3 separate regions of the Homo sapiens genome follow, and all the other regions are linked to region 3. Evidence: read pairs that join two places in POLR2A ChIA-PET (ENCODE). Cell type or tissue: OCI-LY7. All regions are shown on one strand.

The links. ChIA-PET counts read pairs that join two places held together with the same protein. Peaks named below come from ENCODE experiments on the same cell type or tissue, not always from the same donor. Only the 100,000 strongest peaks of a DNase experiment are listed, where the experiment ranks them.
Region 1: POLR2A ChIA-PET joins it to region 3 with 48 read pairs; 22 of 35 experiments call an interaction of 5 or more read pairs at or near these places.
Region 2: POLR2A ChIA-PET joins it to region 3 with 15 read pairs; 22 of 35 experiments call an interaction of 5 or more read pairs at or near these places.

What each region holds. Positions count from the first base shown.
Region 1 is chr9:131,728,202-131,730,701 of GRCh38, reverse strand. All of the region lies in intron 1 of RAPGEF1 (Rap guanine nucleotide exchange factor 1), which reads left to right. Among named protein-coding and RNA genes, the nearest start is that of RAPGEF1, 11 kb to the left of the region's middle. RefSeq lists enhancers at 795-944, 995-1,374, 1,645-1,754. In OCI-LY7, no CTCF peak of the experiment used is centred here; DNase peaks (open chromatin) are centred at 1,081, 1,451, 1,977 and 2,338; H3K4me3 peaks cover 2,143 bases; H3K27ac peaks cover 2,500 bases.
Region 2 is chr9:131,743,055-131,745,554 of GRCh38, reverse strand. No RefSeq gene overlaps it. Among named protein-coding and RNA genes, the nearest start is that of RAPGEF1, 4.2 kb to the right of the region's middle. RefSeq lists an enhancer at 1,181-1,240. In OCI-LY7, no CTCF peak of the experiment used is centred here; a DNase peak (open chromatin) is centred at 1,324; H3K4me3 peaks cover 1,101 bases; H3K27ac peaks cover 2,500 bases.
Region 3 is chr9:131,676,351-131,678,850 of GRCh38, reverse strand. All of the region lies in intron 1 of RAPGEF1 (Rap guanine nucleotide exchange factor 1), which reads left to right. Among named protein-coding and RNA genes, the nearest start is that of RAPGEF1, 62 kb to the left of the region's middle. RefSeq lists enhancers at 1-9, 350-399. In OCI-LY7, no CTCF peak of the experiment used is centred here; DNase peaks (open chromatin) are centred at 190, 1,140 and 1,960; H3K4me3 peaks cover 2,500 bases; H3K27ac peaks cover 2,500 bases.

The sequences.
Region 1 (2,500 bases), 52 kb before region 3:
TTTTGAGATGGAGTCTCACTCTGCTGTTGCCCAGGCTGGAGTGCAATGGGGTGATCTCGGCTCACTGCAACCTCCCCCTCCCAGGTTCAAGCAATTCTTCTGCCTCAGCCTCCCAAGTAGCTGGGATGACAGGCGCCCGCCACCACGCCCGGCTAATTTTTGTATTTTTAGTAGAGATGGGGTTTCACCATGTTGACCAGGCTGGTCTCTTTGGCCAGGCTGGTCTTGAACTCCTGACCTTGTGATCCGCCGCCTCAGCCTCCCAAAGTGCTGGGATTACAGGTGTGAGCCACCTCCCAGCCTAAGGCTGGTTCTTTGGGAGTCTAGACTGCAGTATGTGGGGTGGACTTATTGAGGCTTGTTTTGTTGATGATTTTTAATGGCAGTAAATGTTGGATAGCACTTAACTAATCATCAAAATAGCTTTTGAAACATTTTTGTACACATTAGTTTCTTTGTTGTTTTGGGCTTTGTTAATTTGTTTCTTTTTTTTTTTTTTTTTTTTTTTGAGAGGGAGTCTCGCTCTGTTGCCCAGGCTGGGGTGCAGTGATGCAGTCTCGGCTCACTGCAAGCTCCACCTCCCGGGTTCACGCCATTCTCCTGCCTCAGCCTCCTGAGTAGCTGGGACTACAGGTGCCCACCACTTCGCCTGGCTAATTTTTTGTATTTTTAGTAGAAACGGGGTTTCACCATGTTAGCCAGGATGGTCTCGATCTCCTGACCTCGTGATCTGCCCGCCTCGGCCTCCCAAAGTGCTGGGATTACAGGCGTGAGCCACTGCGCCCAGCCAATTTGTTTCTTATCATAAGTATGGAGTTGCCCAAGATTTTTCCCAGATGAGGATGATGGCAGCTCACATTTATTATTTCCTGTGTGCCGGGAACGATGCTAGGAGCTTTACCTTCAGACGTGTGTGTGTGATTTAATTAATTCTGTTCTTATAAAGAGTCAGCAATGGCAGGTATTGTGCCCATTTGACAGTTGAGGAAAGGGAGGCAGCAAGAGGGAAGTGACTCGCCAGGGGTGGGTTGTGTATTGCTGAGAACTGGAGTTTCACTTCTCTCCCCTTCCTGGGGTCTAGGGCTGACTTGCCGGCACCACCACTGCCTTGGGTTGGAATGTACTCTGGGGTTCCCCCGGGGCTTTCCAGCCTCTCTGTAGGACTGTTAAGGTGGCACCACATCTGCCTACAGATTTATGAAGAAGCCCCTGGTTTCTCCATTATTGAAGTGGCTTAAAAAGTACATTTGCTGAAAATATTGCATGAGAATCTGCTTTGGAGAAACCTTTCACAGATGGCACAACGGTAGGAAGTGGCCCTTACGAGTTAAAGTAGTTCCACCCACCCACCCACCCAACACTGGCTGTCACTGAGTGTCAAGCAGCCTGCCAGGGGAGGAGAGGGTACTGAGAGGGCTGAGGCGTCAGTGCCCTTGGGGAACTGACAGTCAGCCACCACCTGCGTTGTGTACAGGAGACTTTTGATCTTGGCTCTCACACCCTCATCCGTGTTAGAGGCAGCATGAGCCTGAGCTGAGAGGTGGGAGACCTGCCTCATGGCCCCTGGGCCTGCACTGATGCACTGGATCAGTGCCCCTCCCCAACCCTGTCTTTCCATCTGTGCAGTGAGCCAGTACAGAACAGTGTCTGAGAGCATGTGCTTCAGGTCCTCTAGCTGTGGCTTTAGATACCAGCCCTCCTGTGTCATTGTTGTGGGATCTTGGGCATGTCACTCTGTCTTGTCTAACTCTCAGTTTTTCCTTATCTGTAAAATGGGGAAAATCCTAACAGTACCTACCTTATGGTATTGAGGGAGAATTAAACGAGATGATGTACATAAGCATTTAATCAGAGTCTGGACACATAAGAAGTGCTCGATAAATCTTAGCTTTTGTTCTTACTTCAGGTCGCCTTCTACTCTAAAGTGACCATTTCTTTAAAAATGGTAATCTGGTAACTAAAATTCAAACCTCAGCACTCACAGAGAAGGGGAGGTCCCTGACTATTGAGGTATTTCCTTTTAGGCTGGTTTGTTCTTTCTCTTTCTCTCTCTAAGAAAGCTGAAGTCCAGGGAGTAGGTTTTTACAATTAAGTAATAAACTTTTGAAGTGATCACTCGTAGGAAGAGTAGAGGGCAATTCATTTCAGCTACACATATCCCAGTGCATGCAGGCAGACCAGGAGGCCCTGATTTTAATTTGAGTCTGTCTGGAAGGAATGGGCCTGTGCTTGCAGGCTGTGGTATATGTCAGAGCCACAGCAGGGCTGATACACCAACAGGTATATTTTTTGCCCTGTCTCAAGGGACACCTCCCCAGTTTCTCCTTGCGGGGTGACTTTCGGGGATTAATTAAATCATCTTCGTTCAGCTCTGGAGGTGAAATGATCACAGAGTGTTGCATTTGTGACAGTTAAAAACCACAAGACATTCAAGGTCCTCGTGTACAAAGTAACTTACAAGTTGCATTGAGCACTGCAAGAAGGGGGATTTCATACCCTT
Region 2 (2,500 bases), 67 kb before region 3:
GGCTGACCTGTGTGAGTTCCAGCCCCACCACTTACTAGAAATGTGTCTTCGTGTCTCCCACTAAGCCACATGGAGTTAATACAAGCCATAGAGGATGCAGGGTACACCTATGCTAAGCCCTCCTTTGCTGAGAACTGGACCCACAAGTGTAGCCTCTAGCAGTTGTGTTTGTACCATGTAACCCTGTTGTGAGCCCGATTCTGTCACTGTTCGGGGCGCCACTATGTAACCCGCACCGACCTAGGGCGACTGAACAAAGGGGGCGAACACGGAAATAAAAGGCAAGAGACAAAAGAGTATATTTGGAAGAAGGGGTCAGGGGGCACCTTGCCTCTAGTGGACAAGAGCTCTGAGCTTTACACAGCCCTCTGTATTTATTAGGCAAAAGAGGTAGTGAGAACTGGGGTGGAAGAAGGGGTCAGCTGCTTGGCCCAGAGTAGGCTTGTAAGACTGCATTCCTCGAACAACAGGCTCTAGATGTCGCAGTAGATAGCCTTGGCCCCAGGGAGTGATTGCCTCCAGGAAACCTTCTGTCTGCAAGAGCAGTCGTGAGCTTGTTCACATCTTGCATTCATGATAAACAGTTTGCTGTTTGATCATATAGACTCCAGTGGAATGCTGAGTTGGTCACGCGTCCCTCAGGCCTTCAGCTTCCTACATAACCCCACCCACCTGGCCAGACCCAACTGGGCCAGGGGTGGACCACTGACCCCAGCTGGGCCAATCAGCTCCTCTCTCCTGGAACTTGGGTTTGGATTGAGCATCCTTAGCGGGTCTGGTCTCACGGCTGAGCTGGGGAAGGAAGTGGCCTCGGGATGTGTGGGAAAGTGAGTGATTGTTACGTGCAGTTCAGTTGCTGGCGAGGTATTGAATTTCCTGCCCTTTGGTTCTACCTATGAGACATTCTTTTTTTTTACCAATAGATTCCCCTTTGCCAACATTAAGTAGGTATCTACAACACGTGACCAAACAAACACTCTCTTATCTAGACCCCGCCCTCCCAGGATTCATGTCAGGATTGAGGCAGTGACTGAGCAGTGCCCAGCCACAGGCAGCCCTCAGGAAGCATCAGCCCTCATTCCCATGACTCCTGTTAGTAATGGTTTCACCTCCTCCTCTGATCTACAATGGTGATGTAATGAAGCAATACTCTCTGTCCACAGGGAACGGACAGTGGTGTCTGGGAGTTCAGGCAGGTGCCTGCTAACAGATCCCACCAATCCAAGCTGAGGTGGGCCCCTGGCCACCAGCCTCACTCTGGCTGTTTTCTACCCGAGTCTCGTGGAGTTCCTGTTGTCTGAATAGCTGAGTGTTGTCTGCAAACGCAAGAAGAGGATGTGGCGCTTTTGCAAGGGGCCCCCATCTAAAATAGTCTCTGTGAGCAGGCTCAGAGCCACCTAACTATTTCTTCCATCTTCCACCATGGAGTCTGGAGAGCTGCTAGGGTAGAGTGGTCACCTGGCTCACCCCATCCTTCCCTGGAATGTTGGGAGAAGGCCTGACAGCACCCACCCGAGTGTTGACTGAGCCCCTTCCCTCTGCTGGAGTTGGTGCTGCCGCAGTACAAGAGCCCGGCATGACCCCTTGTCTTAATAGGGCTTTATTTTCTGTTATCTTACAATTTATTTTGTTTTCAGACACAGGTCTCACTCTATTGCCCAGGCTGGAGTGCAGTAGCTATTCATAGGTGTGATCATAGCACCCTACAGGCTTGAACTCCTAGGCTCAAGTGATTCTCTTGCTTCAGCTTCCTGAGATGCTAGGCTGTTCCACAGCCTCTGCTCCCAAGTTTTCTCACAATTGGCACAATTCCTAGGCTGGCCAAGTCACATATTCTACCCCATTCCTGCAGTCATTGGCCTGGGGATAGACGTGTGACTCAAACTGAGCTAATTAGACTCTGCCATGGGGCTCTCTTTGAAACAATGAGGAAAGAGATCCTCTTTGTCCATTGGGGTTGTTAAGCAGGCAGGTGACAGGCCCAGGACTGCTGGTGCCCAGCTTCACCCTTTGCTACCTTGTAGAGAAAGATGACCTGAGAAGGGAACCAACATAGAGGACCAATGGCCTTGTTCCAGAGCCTGGGTTAGCTGCATTTGGACCTAATTGTACACCTGGTTTACTAATTATGATCTTCAAAAAATGCCCTTCTTGCTGTAAGCAATAGCAGAGCTAGGTTTCTGAGAGTGAAATCAAGTTTCCTAATCAGTACAGGAGGATGGCCCTGTTGGGGCGTGTCAGGGAAGCATTCTCCATAGAAGTGACAGTGAAACTAAGAAGCAAAAGATGACTGGGACCAGCCAAGTGGAGAGGAGGGGAGGGAACATTCTAGACAGCAGGAGCAGCTCATGAGAAGGTTCCAAGTCAGCCAGAACTGGGCTTTGGGAATCCGTTTGCTTCATTACCTTGTGTGTGTTCTACTATAGTTATAAACATCTTTGATGAATAGCCTTTATTAAGTAAGTTCTGTGACCCTGATTTACCATAATGTCCATTTGCA
Region 3 (2,500 bases):
AAGGTGCTCTGAGGAGGAAGAGGGCTGCCTGTGCCCCCGGCACCCCCCATCATGGAGGCTGGCCTCCTGGTGTGTTGTTTGATTGGGTGTCCTTTTGCACCCCTGAGGTCCTGCTAGTACCTGCAGTGCTGACAGTCCCTGTGGGCACGGGTGTGTGTCAGGCCTTAGTCATCAGCACTTAACCGCTCTGAGCTGCAAACATTGGGCCTCAGAGCTCAGTGTTGATGTGATCACCGTCTCACTTCTGCCAAAAATAGATGGGGAGGAACATATTTCTGTTAAGCTCTTGAGGGTTACAGCTGGATTAAGTTAGAGCTCCTGAAAACAGCACACTGGCTTATACTAGTGGTTTAGATTCTCTAAGAAATGTGTATTGATATAAAGTTATCAGACTATTGATTTTTTGTAGAGTGAAAATATTAAATTGTTATTTGAAGAACATCATAGATCTTGTAAAAGCAAAGTTGAAGACCAGATTCAAAGTTACTTTACATTCTTCTTGAAATTCCTTCTAGAATGTTGTGCTAGGAAAAGTCCCTCTTCTGTTGAGTTTATTTACTTTCTTTTAATGGACAAAACCTATCTTATTTACCTTTTTACCTTTGCCACTAGGAAACTTAGAACCAAACGAATACAACTCAGTTGCAGTAAATCTTGAGTTCTAAGCTTCTGACTCTGTTTGCTTTTAAAGTGTCTCATTTGCTGTGTGCTTAGTGTTTTCTAAATAAATACCTACCATTAGGGGAGGAATTGCTTTGTAACTTTGCACATTAGCTCCGTGGTTTGCGTTGACCTCGATTCTAAGCAGAAACAGCTGTGAGTATGTTCTATTAATTATTAGGTGAGTTGTTTTAACTAGTGCAGACAAGAGCTTGTTGACCTGTGCTCTGGGTGAGAACTCTGATTTCTGCTTCTACTCAAAAGGGTCAAATCCCATGATGTAGTTTTGACTTAGGAGAATTTAGTTCTGGCCTGGAGTGAATCTTTGTGGGATTGATGCAGACCAAGACTCGTGTTAAGGCCGAGCTCTGCAGCAGCTGGCCGCTTGTTTGTCTTCTGAGCCTGTTTCATTTGCCTTCCCTGGTCTGCTTGAGCAGAGGAGAGAGGAAGAAAAGCTGTTGGCAGATGTTTTTAGTAAGACCCTTAAGCGTAAGGGAGGAAGCTAATTTTAGTCCTGTTTTTAATATTATGGTAGTTTGGTTGCGTCTTTCCTCTTAGGGTAGAGCATTTTAGCTTTTGTTTTTGCTTTTGCATTTCCTGTGTATATATCCTGAAGCAAAATGGACTGCTAAAAATGTCACTTGGTGTTTGTTATTTTGTGCCTAGAATAACATTCAAGACCCGTGAGCACTGTGAGTCACTAAAATAGTTTTAGGAGAAAGGAATGTTGTCTGTGTTACTCTTTTCTATATTTCCTTCTAGAAATTTTCCAGTTGATTCCTGTGCTTATGTTAATTGGACATCCATAATCTCTTTCTTTTATCATCAGCAATACAGTAACATTGTATTTGTTAGCACATTGCATCTCTACTTGCATGCAGAGCTCTTTAATTTTAAAAGTACAGTAAGTTTTGGAAGAAGATCATGGCTAAAGAGGCAAGTTGCTGGAAAATACAGTTGTGCTGCTTACTCAGTGAACAACCAGCCAACAAGCTGCGTGCACGTTTATTGTGATGAGAACTTAAACACAAAGCAGACGTGTAAGTTCCCCTGGTGTCCCCAGTTCCTAGCACATAGTAGAAACTTTGTAAATATTTGTTTGGGGTAAATGAAGTCAGTAGCACTACAGATAGGAGGCCGTAAGGAAGGATGGTTTCTAAAACAATAAAAAGGGACATCAGCTAGGCCAGTGGTCTTCCAACTTACTGTGTATCAGAATCACCTGGAGAGCTTGTTAAAACAGATTGCTGGGCCTACCCCCAGAGTGTCTGCTTCTGTAGGTGTGGCATGGGCCCAAGAATTTGCATTTCTAAGAAGTCTCTTGGTGAAGCTGCCGTCGTTGTTGGTTCAGGACCACACTTTGAGAACCGCTGACTAGGCTAATGCCTGTGGATGAGAAAAGAGGCTTAGAGAAATTATGTTTTGCCTAATTGACAAAACCAATTAGTGGCTGAAACAACACAGAAGGCCAGGTTTGTCCTCTCACTTCCTAACTTGAGGACAGAGAAATATATTCTGATGTCCCTAACTGGCAGTCTGCTATGATAGTGACCACATGCCCATTTCTTTCTTGGGATTTCGTCCCAGCCTGACAACCTTGGAACAGAACAAGAGGACAGGAGGTGTCGTTCCAGGTATGTGTTAGCTGCACCAGCCACTCTTTGTGGCATCTGCTACCCATCAAAGGACGTGGTTGGGCTGGGAGCCAAGTTAAGTTTTCTCATTGTTTGGCAGTTGTGTCCCCAGATTTTCTTGCCCATCTTGGAGATCTTAGCACAGCCGGGGTGCTTGGGGCTCAGCTGCCTTGAAGGGGACTCAGTCCCCCACACAGGTGATTCCC